Linked DNA regions of Homo sapiens: region 2 is linked to region 1. The links are chromatin loops, found by intact Hi-C in ENCODE. Cell type or tissue: GM12878. All regions are shown on one strand. Links, peaks and the distances in the headings refer to the core of each region. The heading gives the core; the rest is flanking DNA.

The links. A loop is a pair of places that touch in the nucleus more often than their neighbours do. Peaks named below come from ENCODE experiments on the same cell type or tissue, not always from the same donor. Only the 100,000 strongest peaks of a DNase experiment are listed, where the experiment ranks them.
Region 2: a loop joins it to region 1, with 4 times the contacts of the local background. A loop is called at or near these places in 3 of 110 quality-filtered maps.

The regions. Positions count from the first base shown.
Region 1 is chr21:34,862,465-34,870,798 of GRCh38, reverse strand. All of the region lies in intron 5 of RUNX1 (RUNX family transcription factor 1), which reads left to right. The region is part of intron 1 of RUNX1-AS1 (RUNX1 antisense RNA 1); the gene reads right to left. Among named protein-coding and RNA genes, the nearest start is that of RUNX1-AS1, 30 kb to the right of the region's middle. RefSeq lists enhancers at 2,226-2,891, 2,892-3,559, 4,540-4,819, 4,860-5,029, 4,300-5,499. In GM12878, for the core only: no CTCF peak of the experiment used is centred there; a DNase peak (open chromatin) is centred at 4,708; H3K27ac peaks cover 1,349 bases.
Region 2 is chr21:34,691,055-34,699,388 of GRCh38, reverse strand. All of the region lies in intron 1 of CLIC6 (chloride intracellular channel 6), which reads right to left. Among named protein-coding and RNA genes, the nearest start is that of CLIC6, 26 kb to the right of the region's middle. In GM12878, for the core only: no CTCF peak of the experiment used is centred there; a DNase peak (open chromatin) is centred at 3,758; H3K27ac peaks cover 2,001 bases.

The DNA.
Region 1 (8,334 bases), core at 3,268-5,767:
TTTCATAGAGACGGGGTTTCATCACGCTGGCCAGGATGGTCTCGATCTCTTGACCTCGTGATCTGCCTGCCTCGGCCTCCCAAAGTGCTGGGATTACAGGCATGAGCCACTGTGCTGGGCCCAGGACTGTTTTGATGTTAGGCAGTACAGCCTAGTGGTCAGCACGTGGACTTTACTGGCTTCCCCACTGTGTTTCAACTTGGGTGTTGCTGACATTTAGGGCCAGTTATTCTTTGCTGTGAGTGGCTTTCCTGTGCATGGTTGAACATTTAACAGCACCCCTGGCCTCTACTCAGGGGCTACTAGCACCCACCCTCCTGGTTGTGACAACCAGAAATCTCTGAAGCCATTGCGTCATGTCCCCTGGGGGCAAATCGCCCCTGGTTGAGAACCACTGGCTTGGAGCTATCTGTCCTTGAACAAGCTACTTGACCTGTCTAAGCCTGATTTTGCCCTTGTCTGTGGGAAGACAGAGGGACAATGAGGATTGATTACCTGAGACAAGACATAGGTTAGGAGTTGTTACTTTTTGCAGTGACACCAACACCATGGGGCAGACAATGGGGACTCTGTGAGTGCATAGCAAACAACAGCAAACAGCAACAACAACCAGAGGTCTGCTTTTTTTGTTTGTCTAAATGGGTGAGCTTCCAAGGAGGAAACACAATCCTTATCCTTATTTCAGGGCCCCATACGGTTCTGTGGTCGTGAAAGGGTTATATGCGGCAGGCCCTGAGATTCCTGTTAGCAATAGGAGAAACGAAATTAAATATGTACTGTAATTTGAAGCACTGCTTTTCATGGGAAAAGAAGTTCTCCCAACTCAGCCTTTCCAACTCTTTTGTCCAAACATTAATGGCATGCAAATATTTATGATTCATATGTGCCCCTTTTAATTCCCAATCGTATTTTAACAGTAAACACTTCATTTTAATAATGAAGCAGAATAATCCCTTTGTCCTGTCGCTGGGTTACACAGGCTGGCACCTGGCAGCATCACATTCTTCCTGAGTGATCATTGCTGCCTCCACCCAAGTTGAAGGGGTTTTGTAGCAGTGCCACGGCAGCTCGCCTTGGACTACTTGAGGACTTCCGGATGTTCCGCTGGAAGCCATTCTTAAGGTTGTGTCTCAGCATTTTCATAAACTGCAAGTGAACATCCATGCATATTTTTCTCTTTTGGCCACGTATAAACTCAGCACTGGTTCATCTGGCTGTCACTTGGAAGGGTTCTTACTACACTATTATCTTGCATTCTGGCCAAATCCCTGAACTCTAGATTACACCGAACCCATTGTGTCCTATTTAATATTCCTTTGATTCGTAATGATGACATAGAAAACACACACATCTATTAGCGATGATTCTGTGAGTCCTAGAAAAGTAGCATAATGTAATATGAGAAGAGGGCACACCTGTAGGACTCAGATGTGCCAGCCTCAGTCTCCCCATCTGTGTTCAATAGGTTTAAGAGTGCCTTTCATCTATGACTTATATCATCTATGTTAGGATGATAAAAGCGAGATGGTGTGTATGTAACTATACTTAGGAAGAAGAGCTAGGGCCCCTCTTGATGATGTTCTTCCTTCTACAGCGAGAATCCCTGAGGGAGGAGGGGAGAGAGCAAGCCAGAGGCAGCATGGGTCTTGCTGAATTTGAAAAGTTGGGAATGATGCTGTTTTTCAGGGCCCACTCCTCGATGGCAAGGAATTTATATTCCTTGGTCCTGCTAAGGGCCTACTAAAATGAGAGTGCATGAGATAACAGCAGGCATTCCATAAGTATTCACAAGTAAAAGCCTATGTAATAATAATATAATTACAAACTTTTATTGGGCATTGACCCTGTGATGGAAATATAGTACCTATTCCTGTTTTATTAGAACTCTCCCTCTGCCCCACCCCCCAAGGTCATTTACTAAGGGCATTTCTTTCATTCATTCATTTATCAGATATACATTGTGCACCTACTGTGTGCCAGGAACTGGGCTAGCATGAGAAATACGACGGTCAGCCAAAGAGAACCCACAGCCTTGGGGGCTAGTAAGGAACATGGCAATTAAGTAGGCCATCCCTGTTGTGAGTAGATAACACATGATAGATGGGTGTGGCGGGAGCCAAGGCTCAGAGGTACAGAACCTGGTGAAGGTTCAGAGGGTCTCCCTGGACCACTTGTCATTCACTTGAGACCTGCAGGTGACAAGGAGACTAACCCGGTGGAGGCATGAAGAATCATGTCCCAGCAGAGAAAGCAGAGTGAGGAAGGAGCACCTGGCCTGTTGGGAGCTGAGAGATGCTCCAGTGGCGGTGGTTGGGGAGTGATGGCGGGGAGCCTTACAGAGAGATAGGGCGGGGATTGCCTTAACATCCACGTTGGGAATTTGGTCTGATCCTAATGAAATGGAGAACCACTTATAACTAACTCCAGATACAAATTGTGGAAAGATACTTGGCTTACAGTTTAAAGAATGGAAAGGACATTTGGAGGGTGCGTGGGGAGCTTAGAGACCCATCCAGAGACTGAAAGCTCTCCTTTCTCCTTTCAAGCAGCGCCAGGCATGTGTATATCCAGCTTGCAAGGACCCCATTTGGTAGATGGCACTGTACCTAGAAGTCAGCTCCCTCCTCAAGCTTGCCTCAAGCTTCCCTCTCTTCCCTCTCTACCTCCACACTCACCTGCCTTTCTTCCTACCTGCAGTGGCAAGTGCTGCAAGGCTGGTGAGCAGGAGCTGACGCCCCCCAAGCCTTCCTTCCCTGAAGAATGTCCATGCCTCAGGCCTCCCAGCTGCAGCTCTGTGTGGCCTTGGGCTGTGTGTTTGAGGCACCCGGCTAGGGGCACTATCGGAATCAGGAGGAGGCCAGGCCCAGGAGGTCACTTTGGTCACTTGCCCTGTGTGACCCCAGCCCAAACACACAGCCTGATGGATGAGTGAAGACTGGTAAATCTGGTGGCTGTCCTTGGGGGAAGCACAGGGCAGCAGGTGTGGCCTTGGTCTCCAGGGGGCTGCGAATTCAGGGTTTTGGGGTGTTTTGGTTAAAACTTGGTTCCCCAGCTGAGATCCTAGGGAACTGTGGTATCAAAAGGAAAAGGAAGATTAGAAAGGGAAAATGAAATCTCAGGAAAGGAAATGCAAGATTGCATGAGAACATCATGGTGTTTTGTGGGATAGGTGATATTCTGCCAAATAAAGAGGCCCGCCCCTCCACTCCTTTTGCAAACCTGAGCTTTTCCCCTGCCTGCAGTTGAGCCCAGCATACCTGTGCCTTGGAAAAAGCAAGCTATGCCTTCCAAGTGAAATTCGACGTTGTAAAGGACTGGCTGTCAAACTGAAAGTTTGCAGAGTGATTCATTGATTTTTAGAGACAGGGTCTTACTCTGTCACCCAGGCTGGAGTGCAGTGGCGTGATCTCGGCTCACTGCAACCTCCGCCTCCTGGGTTCAAGTGATTCTTGTGCCTCAGCCTCCCAAGTAGCTGGGACTGCAAATGTGTGCCACCATGCCCAGCTAATTTATTTTATTTTATTTTTTATTTTTATTTTATTTTATTTTATTTTTTATATTTTTGGTAGCAATGGGGTTTCACCAAGCTGCCCAGACTGGTCTTGAACTCCTGAGCTCTAGTGATCCTCCCGTCTTGGCCTCCCAAAGTGCTGGGATTACAGGCATGTGCCACCATGCCTGGCCTCATTTATCAAACTTTTCTTTATTGCCTCAGAATAGAAGATACAAAGATGAATAAAATTCTGTCCCTGTCCTCAAACAACTCATTTTCATAGAACATCTCCAGAGAAAATGCTTTGCATGTCTTCGGTTTTCTCCAAGTAAAACAGCTATTTTTCAAACAATCCATAATTCCAAACAAATGCCATTTCCATGGAAAACTGAGTTCTATATTCTAAGGACCTGATTTTCAGTCTGACTTTTGAGGGTAGTCCTGGTGCCAGTAGCTTAGGCCTCAAGTCTGCATTTTGCATGTGTGATGTGAGTGCGATTGGATCAAGCAATCTGCAAATACAGGCACTTTGCACACAAGTATATACAGTACGCCGACATCTTAATTCAATTCAGCATGGAGAATCAGGAAATTATGTGCAAGTTGAAGGATTTGTATCCCGTCCAGAAATCCCCAAATAAATTAATTATACAACTCCACTGTCAAAAATAGTGGCAAATGTTTGGGTAAGGAAATGGAAGAGGAGCATAAGCATGAATTTTGGCTGTTAGGTTGTTCCAGTGGAAAAGTGAGAAATCAAAATTAAAAATACTTCATAAAAAATACTCCAAATGCAGACTACTCCTGGAATCCGAGGGTACGTTAATTTTTATACTTAGTTATCCGCAATTAAAATTAGACCCAAAGCCATCTATTGTAAAAGGAGAAATCTCCCTGCAACCTTTCAGGATCTTGTGGGATTTCCTGAATTTGCAAAGAGCAGAACCTGAGCCTTCACTGACTCTCTTGGTTTTTAAAAGCTGCGATGTTTTTCTTTTATTTTTCCTTTCTCACTCTTTGGGCGTTTCAAGACTCTGGGCACAACTGGCTTTCCTGCAGACAAACACAAGAGTGAAAAATGTTGCGATTGTGTTTCCTAAGGACTCTGAGCCCCCAGGGCAGACGGCTCCTTTGTGTCTGCAGCCTTCCTTTGCGTGACAAAGGGCAAGTTTCACATCCCCTGAAACTGTCCCCAAAAGAAGAAGATGACTCATGCTTACAGACCTACACTAAGGAGAGTGACAGGAACAGAGTCTGCTGCAGAGCCAACTCAGGTAGACCGGGGATACCTGCAAACTAGACCTGAGGAGGCCGAGTCACAACAGGAGTCGGGGCTCGCCCGTCAGACACGGGGTGTTATAGGAGGATTCTGCTCTGATGTGGCCTGGATGCACTTTTAAATATGTTCTTCACACCTAGGCAAGAAATGACCCCGAGCTGCATGTCTTTTTGCTTTGTAATCTCCTTGCCACCCTCAGCTCTTTGGGGAGCAGTGTGCACATTTGAAGCAATCCTGAGGTTTAGCCACTTCCCAGATGTGGTGAGGAAGTGGAGAGTGCGCTGGGCCATGCGGAACTGCAGGTTCCAGCCGTGGCTTTATTTGACCACAATTGGCTGTCAGAGTTCACCAGCCCCAGGGCCGCCAACGTCAAGACTAATCAAGCCTAGACCTGGGGCCTCCCCGCTGACTGGCCCTGGGGAGTGTGTCATGGCAGCGAGTGTCCAGGAAGACTCACCCCTTGACCTTCTTCCCAACTAAATAAAGCAGTTAGTATTTTGCCCTGGCATTTGGATGGACACACTGGCGTCGAGGGAGACAACACATGTTGCAGTGAGGAGCACTGGCCTGGCTTGTTTACATAGCATATCAGCCACTCACAGTTGTGCCTTACAAAGGTCGCCAGCTGGCGGGGCAGGAGTGAACTTGAACTTGAAGTTCAAGTTGCGTTTAGGCCTGGTAGCAGCCCCATCACCTGCTGAACACACACACACACACACACACACACACACACACACACACACACACGCACAAAACCCCTCCTCATGTCAGACGTCAGTGCCTACTTCATCCCCAGCTCCTTCTTACGGGATCTGTCACAGCTCTGGTCTTTGTGGAATCACCTTTATCATGTCTTTAATGATCATTCCACTGACATTTACTGAGACCTTTCCCTGTGCTCTGCTTGTATATTCAGCATTCCATTTAACCTGCAGAACAATGCTACGAGATGGAATGACTGTTATTAACCCCCTTTTACAGATGACAAAGCTGAGGCCCCAGAGAGGTCAAGTAACTTGCCTGAGGTCACACAGCTAGCAAGTGGCAGAGCGAGGTTTTGAACCTAAGTAGGTTGCCTTGAGAGTCCACACTGAATGAATCACCACTGTGTTTCCACCTTCATGGGATTTTATATGGAATTCTTCTCTCTCACTGCTTCCAAGCCTACATCAAGACAAACCTCATCTGCCCTGTTGTTTTTTGTTCTCACCTTCTTATTCAGTATGAGTGTCGTTTGGTGCTTCTAATGGTCTTCTAATGGTCCTCCTGGAACCCAAGCCCTGGCTGGAACTGATGCTGCTGTGGTGGTCAGGGTTCAGTGAGCAGGAGGAAGGACTTGGTGTTTACCCCTTGTTTACCCCTTTCCTTGGCTTCCTTCCATGCAGGCCACCCTGTGACCCCGTGGTGGCCCCCTCTGGAACCAAGAGCTGCCGACTTCCAGCAGCACACACAGGATCAGTGCTGGGGCCATCTGTGCACTGACCAAAGCCTCTGCTGGCCTCACCAGACCAAGGCCAGTGAGTGCTTCAGGGAGCCTTGGATCCTCCAGGCTGCCAACAGAAACACCGGCCCTCTCGGCAGCAGCCCCATCCTTCCACCCCTGCACTGGGTCCTGAAAAGCCCATTTTGGGGCCGTTGCTATTTAGCCAACCTGCCCTCCCTTGCTCTCCTGTGATTTCTCACTATTCCGGCTGCAGCTCGCTGGGAGAAACACTTGAGAGTCTTTTGTGCTCCACACCCATGTACTTAAAATACCAGGCCTATAGGTCATTTCAATGAGGGAATTTGGCTCATAACACGTGTGCCCCGAGGCACAGATCCTACTTCTGCAGATGCTGGCCAAGAAGGGCTGTGTCCCAGCCGCCATGGGGTGGGGCCACAGAGAGGGCAGGGCCACGTGGAGGGCAGAGCATGTGGCTCCTGTCAGGTGCGCCCGTTGCTGACTGCAGCCCAGTATCAAGGCTCTGCTGGGTCTCATTGGAAGAATACAAAGGACGTGTAAGGCAGTTTTCGTGCTGTGGAAAAATGTCACCTACACCTGTGAAGAAGTCATCACTGTGTCTGTAAGATAATAAGCAAATGTCCTTGTACCCAAAGCTGTAAACAAGAGCCCTTTGTGAGGGAGAACCACATGACTGGCCAAAACGCCCCACCTACTAGTGTGTGCTCGGTGGAAATGTCTTGTGACTGTGCTTAAAATGAAGGGCATGATTGGGAGGCCAAGGTGGGCGGATCACAATGTCAGGAGTTCGAGACCAGCATGGCTGACATAGTGAAACCCCATCTCTACTAAAAATACAAAAAATTAGCTGGGTGTGGTGGTATGCACATGTAATCCCAGCTACTCGGGAGGCTGAGGCAGGAGAATCGCTTGAACCCGGGAGGCAGAGGTTGCAGTGAGCCGAGATCACGCCATTGCACTCCAGCCCAGGAGACAGTGCAAGACTCCATCTCAAAAAAAAAAAAAAAAAAAAAAGATGGGCATGAAATAATGAGAATTCAGATAATGACCATTCATTTCACAAATTATCACTTTGATTAAGTTTTACTCCTGATTATATAGGTTAGTCTGTGGTTTACCAGATGGGGTGTCATGAGTGCTCAACTGCCAGAGGCCCAAACGCAGCTCAGTAAGAAAATGCTTTTGAGCTATAACCCAGGTTGAGTACCATTGGTACATTAGAATCACAGAGTCAGATTTTACTTTTTGGGGCAGTGGTAGGTGTGGATAAAGTATCTCCAGTCCAGATTTCTTGTACTGGTGCTATTGGGTTTGCGGGTGGAGATTTATGACCTCAGGGATAATAACCGGAAGAACAGTGAGTAGAAAGCTCAGGGATATGAGTTTTGCTGTATATCAAAGCTGTGTGACTTTGGGAAAATTACTTAACCTTTCTGGGCCTTAGCTTTGCTACCTATTCATCAAGAACAATAAAATCCATCTTGTTTATTTCATGAGATTGGTGTGAGGACCAAATGAAATAGTATATGGGAAGGTGTTTAAAAAGTTGTAAGTTCTACACGACTTAAAAATGCCAGTATTATGAATGCAACCATTCTTTGTTGTCATTTGGGTAGTCGTGGATAGCGTGGTGGTAGGAGAGCCACTATCGGAGCAAGACTGTTCCAGAGGGTAAAACACACGCGTGCCTGTAGAGCAGTTGTCACTGGTAGAGCCATGATGGGAGCTCTTACTACATTGCTATTTGTACTGAGTTAAATAGTGTTCTCCAAAAAGTGTATGTCCACCTAGAACCTTAAAATATGGCTTAAGGTCTTTACAGGTGTAATCGAGATAAAGTCATACTGGACTTGGGTGGGCCATAAGTCCAATGACTGATGTCCTTCTAAGAAGAGGGAGGGGACACCCAGTAGGAAGACAGTCATGTGAAGATGGAGGCAGAGGCTAGAGTGCTGCAGCTGCAAGTCAGGAAACGCCAAGAAATGCTGGCCACCATCCGAAGCGAGAAAGAGGCAAGGATCCTCCCTAGAGCCCTCAGGGGGAGTGTGGCCCTGCTGCCACCTTGATTTGGGACTTCTGACTTCCAGAATTGTGAAAGTC
Region 2 (8,334 bases), core at 2,569-5,068, 170 kb after region 1:
TCCCAGATCCTTGTGAGGCTGAGGTGGGAGAATTGCTTGAGCCCAGGAGGTCGAAGCTACAGTGAGCTGAGATTTCCCCACTGCACTCCAGCCTGGGTGTCAGAGGGAGATCCTGTCTCAAAAACAAAACAAAACAAAACAAAACATGACAGCTACCATTCACTGACTACCTACTCTGACTTCAGGTAAGGTTCTAAATCATTTGTGGATGTTGTTGAATTTAATCCTCTTAAAATCGTGTAAGACATGTCCTATTATTCATCCCATTTTATAAACAAGGAAACTGAACTTCAGAGATGCTAAATAACCTGGCCAAAGATGCAAATAGACTTCAAAGAATAAAGTGCGCTCTCTCTCTCGCTCTCCTCTCTCCACTCAATGGCCCCACTGTTTTTCCTGGTGCTCAAGATGGAAACTGGACTCTTCCCTACCCTTTACCTGATCATCAGTCTCTTGCCCAGCACAGCGTTTCTGCTTTTGAAGCCACTCTTGCCGGGTCTCAGAGCCTCGGGCCTGGGGGGTCTCTCTGGCTGGAATTCCTAACCCGTATCCTGGACAAGGTTAACCCTGATAAGATGCCATTTTCCTTAGGTCATTCTGCTGGAATGTTATTAAAATGCAAATTGGAATCACAGTGCTCCCAGGCAGTGTGACCACTGGCAAGTCACCTGACCTTCTAGTGTCTTGTCTTTCTTCATGTACAATGAAAGCATAATAGTACCTACCTCTTAGTGCTGGATAAGAATTAAATGAGATGGTACACATACGACGCCTAGAACAATGCCTGACACAACACTTAGGACCTTGGATAATCTGCTCTCCTTCCTTCCATCCTCCCTTCCGTCTGTCTTTCTCTTTCATTCCTTGCTTCCTTCCTTCCTTCCTCTTTCCTTCCTTCCTCCCTTCTGTCTTTCTCTTTCCTTTCTTCCTTCCATCCCTTTCCTTCCCTTCCCTATCTCCCTCCCTCCCTTCCTTCCTCCTTCATTCCTTTTGTCTCTTTCCTTCCTTCCTTCTGTCCTTCCTTCCTTCCTTTAGCACCCAATTGGTTACTAATTGTTTCCTGTAGGTGACATTCCTTCAGAGCAGGACAGTGTCAGCCTCCCTACAGAACAAGTGCTAATGCCTCCTTGTGGCGTGGCCCATGTGAATTTTCTTCCCACTCCCCATGGAAGCACAGGGCCAGGACCACGGAAGGTACCCCATGAAAACTCACATCATGGAGCACATGACCACTGTCCTCACAGGTCTATGAGACTCCTCATTACAGGCAGCTCCTACAGAGACAATGAAACCCTGTCCTCACAGGCCTATGAGATTCCTCATCACAGTGAGCTCCTATAGAGACAGCGAAACCCTGTCCTCACAGGCCTATGAGATTCCTTATCACAGTGAGCTCCTATAGAGACAGCGAAACCCTGTCCTCACAGGCCTATGAGATTCCTCATCACAGTGAGCTCCTATAAAGACAGCAAAACCCTGTCCTCACAGGCCTATGAGATTCCTCATCACAGGCAGCCAGAGACAGCAAAACCACTCCTCCTGAAGGAGAGCCTTGGCAGGCCCCGCAGTTCTCCTGGCCTCAACTATCCCCAAATGTCTCCCCAGCTTGCCTGTCAGGGGCTCCTTTCTCCACCCACCCAAAATGACAATCACTGCGTGACCAACTCACCCTGGTTTGCCCAGGACTGTCCTGATTTTAAAACTGAAAATCCCACCATCTCCCCCTAAGTCCTGGGCAAGCTGGGATTATTGGTCACCCTATTGTCTGCCCAGATAAAAGCCTTATTTTTAGATGGGGAAATACCATTGTTGATGTTTTCCTCACCAAGAAGCAGGCCTTTGCTCCTCGCTAATGAAAACACCAGCATAGATGCATCCATCAGACTTGATGGTTAACACTTTGAATGCTGAGGAGGTGGGACCAAAGATAGGGAAATAACAGCTGCTGAGAAGAGAAGGGAAGGGGAGGGGAGGGGAAGGGACCAGATAAACAGGGCTGAGGTCTGTCAGTGTTCAGGGAAGAGATGAGAATTTAAGACAAGCCTAACAAACTCCCCAAGTCTGTGGAGAACCAGCTAATACAGGGACGGCCTTTCCCCTCCTGGCTTTGGCCACCTTTGGAAAAGTCTGCTGCTCAGCTCAACTAGAGATGCAGTTAAAAAAATCACTGGCGTAGCACAGGTGGCAAACCTACCCCAGAATTGTGACAGACACTCCAGACCAAAGGGCACCACCCAAATGGGCCAGACACCAGGCCCTCCTCATTTCTGAATCTCTAAATCACTCTCAACAAAGGCTGCAATTTCTCTTTGATCCTCTATACTGTCCCTGGATTAAAGAGAAAAGCAAGAATCTCTGTCCAAGTCCAATCAGAAGACCCTGCAGGCATCCCCAACCCATCAGCAGCTGGTGAGAAAAGAGTGCCCTGTGTACCTGAACGGGTGCCGCGTCCCAGGAATTTAGAGATCAAAAGATCAGTATCGATTCATACATGCCACCTTGGAACATGCCCCCAATTCTCATTCTAAAAAGGAGATACATAATTACATGCATTTCTCAAAATAATACACCTGAGGCCTTAAGAAGATCGCAGATTCCAGTTCTGTCTTTTACAAATGTGATGATGAGCAAAATGGTTATGTTGCAAAATAATAATGGTAATGATGAAAGTGATAATGATAGCAACTAACACATATGGAGCATGTGCTCTGTACTACTCATGGTTCTGAGCACTTGTATCAACTCAGATTTAATCCTAGCAACAACCCTATCAGGTGTAGGTACTACTACTGTCTCCATTTAAGAAAACCAAGACACAGAGAGGTAGAGAAACTTGTCCAAGGTCACAAAGCAGGATTTGAACCCAGGCAGTCAGCTAGGATCCTTCTCTCATTCCCACCCTGGACAAATGGAGGGGACCCCAGGGCCAGCAGGGTCCTTCCTCAGAGTGATGGGAGTTGGCTTGTTTATTTGTTTGTTTGTTTGTTTTACCCAGCTCTGCTCTGTAAGGTTTGGAATCCATGGTGATAAGAGAACACATATCAGAAGCAGGTGGAAAGTGCAAAGTACAAACAGTGGTTAGGACAGAAAATGGAGCTGGGTTGAGGCTGTAAAACATGCATGCCCTGTGTGCTTGGGGCATTGGAGAGAAAACATTCGGCAGCCCTGGTGGACAACTTTGGTGGCCAGGTAGGCCAGGGATGGGGGGGGTCTCTAGTCATGTGTGCATATTCTGTCCCCTCTGTAGGAAACCCTTGCTACAACTCCAGATGACAATGGGTTTGATGTTGCATTCCCCCACACCAACACCTAGAGTGCAAAATGTCCTTCTGCCTTATTAACAACAGGCCTCATCCTCCATTCCCATGCCCTTAGACAACCTAGTGGGGCAGACATCCACATGCAGAAACCAGGAAGTCCTGCAAAGCCTGCATCTGGGCAAACAATTCCACCCTTTCTTCCAACAAGGCAGGCAGGGCCATGGATCTCCTTGGAAAATCTCATCGAATCTGCTTTAATCCAGGCCATCATGGCCCCAAGTAGCACATTTCATGTCGTTTAGCCAAAAGAATTTGGGTCTGGAATTTTTTAAGGCAGGTAAAACCAATGTCTGCCTTGGCTATGAATAGCTTTCAATAAAAGCACCCAGAGAGCATAGCACACCAAGTAAGGCCACTTCCTCATGTAGGAAAGGGACTTTTCAGACTTGCTTTTCTCATTTCAGAGTCTGAGAAGACACTGGTTAGGGTCAATAGGGCAATCCCCAACACAGCCAAGCAAATAACCACAAACTGACTTTCCAAATAGGTCAACCCTTGACCACACTCTCTCTGGCCATGGCCTGGAATGACCATGACAGAATGTGAGAGAACAAGCTCTGGGGCATTTACTCGTGCAGTAGGAAGAATAATGACCTCTCAAAGATGTCCATGTACTAGTTCACAGCATCTGTGAATGCATTACCTTGCATGGCAAAAATGACTTTGCAAATGATATCAAGGTTATGGATTTTGACATGGGGAGATTATCCTGGATTATTAGGCAAACCCAATCTCATCACATGAGCGCTTGAAAATGAGAACCTTTCCCAGCTGTGGTCAGGACAGGTTTGATTAGGGAAGAAGGGTCGGAGAAATGAAATATGGCTGGAGTAAAGACGGAGGATGGGGCCATGAGCCAAGACATGCAAGCAGCCTCTAGAAGCTGGGGAGGTGAGGACCTGGATTATCTCCTAGAGCCTCCAGAAAGAAATGCAGCCCTGCTAGTGCCTTGATTTTAGTTCAGTGAGACCCATGTCAAGTTTCTGATCAACAGAACTGTGAGTTAATAAATTGGAGTTATTCAAAGCCACCAAGCTTGTGGTGTAATTTGTTATGGCAATGATAGAAAATGAATACAGCTGAATTTCCACATGGGAATCCTCAACTTTTCCCCAGCACAGTTCAGCAGGTCAACTACTCATCAACTTGCAGAGGGAGGAAACCCTGAAGCAGGTAGTACTTAGCCTATTTCAGAAACTTCCTGCATAGAGCCACTCTGCTCATTTTCCAAAGACTTGCATGATGGCCATGGATGCCATGGAGAAAAAGTGAGAATCCCTGCACCAAACCTCTAACAACCAAGGTGTATTAGTCCATTCTCACATTGCTACACAGAACTACCTGAGATGGGGTAATTTATAAAGAAAAGATGTTTAATTGGCTCATGGCTCTGCAGGCTGTACAGGAAGCATGGCTGGGGAGGCCTCAGGAAACTTACAATCATGGCAGAAGGTGAAGGGGAAGCAGGCACATCCTACATGGCTGGAGAAGGAGGAAGAGAGCAAAGGAGGAGGTGCCACACAGTTTTAAACAACCAGATTTCAGCCTGGGCAACATGGTGAAAACTTGTCACTACAAAAAAATACAAACAAAAAATAGCTGGGCATGGTGGCATGCACTTGTGGTCTCAGCTACTTGGGAAGCTGAGACTGGAGGATTGCTTGAGCCCAGGAGGTCAAGGCGGCAGTGAGCTGAGATCACACTGCTCTACTACCGCACTTCAGCCTGGGCAACAGAGCGAGACCCTGTCTCAAAAATAAAAAAGAGAAACAAAAAAATAACCAGATCTTGGCCGGGCGCGATGGCTCACGCCTATAATCCCAACACTTTCGGAGGCTGAGGCAGGAGGATCATGAGGTAATGAGATGAAGACCATCCTGGCTAACACAGTGAAACCCCGCCTCTACTAAAAATACAAAAAAAAAAAAAAAAATTAACCAGGCGTGGTGGTGCTGTAGTCCCCAGCTACTTGGGAGGCTGAGGCAGGAGAATGACGTGAACCCAGGAGGCGGAGCTTGCAGTGAGCCGAGATCGTGCCACTGCACTCCAGCCTGGGCGACAGAGCAAGACTCCGTCAAAAAAAAAAAAAAAAAGAAAACAACAACAACAACAACAACAACAACAGATCTCATAAGAACTCATTATGAAGAGAACAGCAAGGGGGGAGTTCTCTCCATGATCCAATCACCCGCCATCAGGCCCCTCCTCCAGCACTGGGGATCACAATTCGCTGTCAGATTTGGGCAGGGACACAGATCCAAACCCTGTCACAAGGCAAGACCACAACTCCTCTACGTCGACTTGTGAACTATAGTAACTGTTTCGACCTGAACTGTGGGCAGGCCTGCTTGTTCCTTCACATCACCTTTGGGGCCACAGCTTCTAATGGACAAGCTCCAAATGGAACTTTCTATTTGGCTTCACATGGTTATTTTTCGCCAATTTTTCAACTTGGCAAGAGTGATTTGAGGTCCCTCTAGCCAAAAATCTAACAGGGCACAGACCTGGATCATCACCACAAGAGGATGAAGGGACTACCCATGACATTTTGCCTTTTTAAATCTTGGTTCCTTACTATGGTTTTTAGAACCTACCCTCAAACGTCAAGGTAGGGAAACAACTTCTGGAGGCCATTGGTGCCCCCTAGTGGTCAAGAGATGCACTCATTTATCACTTTCCCTTTTACGGTCTCCATTCCTAATTAGGTTTTGTGGGAAAATGCTACAAGTTAGTTTTTAGCCCCTAGTGGGGGACTAAACCATCTAGATTTCCCTGGGACTCAGTGATTCCCTGCTACACAGGATTTTCAGTTTTAAAACCAGGAAAGTCCTGGAAAAACTAGGACAAGCTGGTCTTTCTAACCCCTGACAGACCTCCTAGACTTCACAAAAGAATCACCGGAAGAAGGCAATGTCTTTTTGTCTAGGCACCTCAAACAGAATTAGGACCTGAACAGTGTGCTTTTAAAAATGCATCTTGATTTGAGGTCAGCAGCTAGATGGTGCATACTTTGCCTTATGTTAGGAAAACAGCAATTTACGATTGGTAAATTATTTCTCGACTCTCATTAAAGAACAAGGGGTGGGGCTGGGGAGGAAGTCCAGTGGTGGGAGAGTAGGGTCACCCCATATGCTGGCAGAGCAGACCAAGAAAAAGAAATTCTAATTATCTCTAAAAGTGTTCAGACTCAGCTTTCTCAACTGGTTCAGAATTCCCCAGCTCTTCTGCAAAGTTCTTTAGAAATGCACAGCTCCCTGGAGGTGGGGGTCCGGGGAGGCACCTGCCTTCTCTTCCTCTTTCCTTATAATGTTTTTAAGTTTTAAAGAGGCCAAAGGCCTAGAGCAATCTATTAACAATGAAAAAAGTCCAGTCCTTCAAACATACTCAGGTCAGTTTCAATGACCAATATATGAAACTTCTCTGCAGCTGGGAGCTGGGAATTGTATAGTACTTTTTGTTTACACTGAAACTAGTGAGTAAACAGAAATATCTTAAGGGTTCTTAAGGGAATTATTATGAGATCAGGTTTAGAGCCAATATAGATTTTAGAACACTTCCTTTTAAAAGACTCCAGAAATCAGAGGCTTTGCAGTCAGGTAGAAAGCAGGTGATCATCTATGTGGTATGATTTGCGAGATCTGGGAGAATCCACCTATCTACAAATGCCCCCACCAGCCTTTCATGAAAGTCTGAATCACAGAGGATTGTCTAGAAAAAAGCCACAGTCCGTCAAGCTACATATGTGGTCATCTTCCCTCAGGCCAAACTAAAAGGGGGCACCAGCTCCAGTGACCTCTAACCTCCCCATGAGTTGACACTATCTGTCCATTTCCTTATACACAAAGTGAAGGTGTTCGTTTTCATAACTTTTCTATACCTTCTCAACGGTGACACCTTCTCAGAGGTGGCTGAAGAAGTGGCAAAGCTAAATGAGCACTCTTGTCTTAATAAATTACATTTTGTAAAGACATGCTTGTCAGATCTCTTTCTAAAAAGTTTGAGGCAGTTTTGAGAAACTGTCTTAGTGACTACAGCTGGTCATTGTTACCATAAAGTATCCTAGTATTCAAATGTTAAAATTAAGTCACCTGGAATACTGAAAAAAATAGCAACCTAAAATACTAAGAAGATTTGGATTGCTAAATTAAAGTTCTCAATAGATCTCATGGATGACACGTTCATTGAAAAGTTTTGCTTCATTTTAAAGGGCAAAAAGAACAAGAGCCACCTGTAGTCAATTACATCATCAGTTTCTCCTGCAGTTGCCTTCCTTAATGGAACAATTTCAACAAAAAAAGCACGCAAATGAACGGCTCTCAGCACAAACAAAATTGCTTGTAAAGGAGCAAGGCAATTGCACAATGTGCTGTAGGACCAAACACCAGATCAATGGTAGAGTGGGATGGTATTTTTCATTTAAATGCAAATTTGGTAAACCTTGCCCTATATCCTCATGTTTAAGAAACCTCATCTGTATCAACCTGCTAGTTTTCCCCGACACTCCCTTTTTTTTTTTCCTGGCCACAGAGATTGAAAGGAAAGCCTGTATTACTAAACCAAAACTTCGGGTTTCACAAGCTTTACACTTAAGCCAGCCTGACATTTTGCATTGGTGAAAGCAGACAAAAGAATCAACCAGGAGTGCATAAAAATCATATTATGTATTAAATCAGAAAACTTGGCTTTAAGCTTCAAGAGAAGGGAAATCAGGGTCAGAATCAAAAAAAAAGTGTGGCATTTAGGGAAATCACAACATTTTATTAGAACTATCAATATGTTCAGAGGAGTGACTTCTCCAGTTTTAACTGTTAGATTCCAGTTTTGCATTTCCTTGTAGTCTCTGAATCTTTACAAGTTAAAGGGTTCCTAGTTCATGGAAAATTTATTTGCTAACCTTGAAAGTTCTATGTCAGTGAGCAAAGACATACAATACCTCCCTGTAGAAGTTAGCAATTTAGAGAGAGAGCTTTAGGATACCTCAGACATTATGGAATTATCTGGAAACTTTACCTTC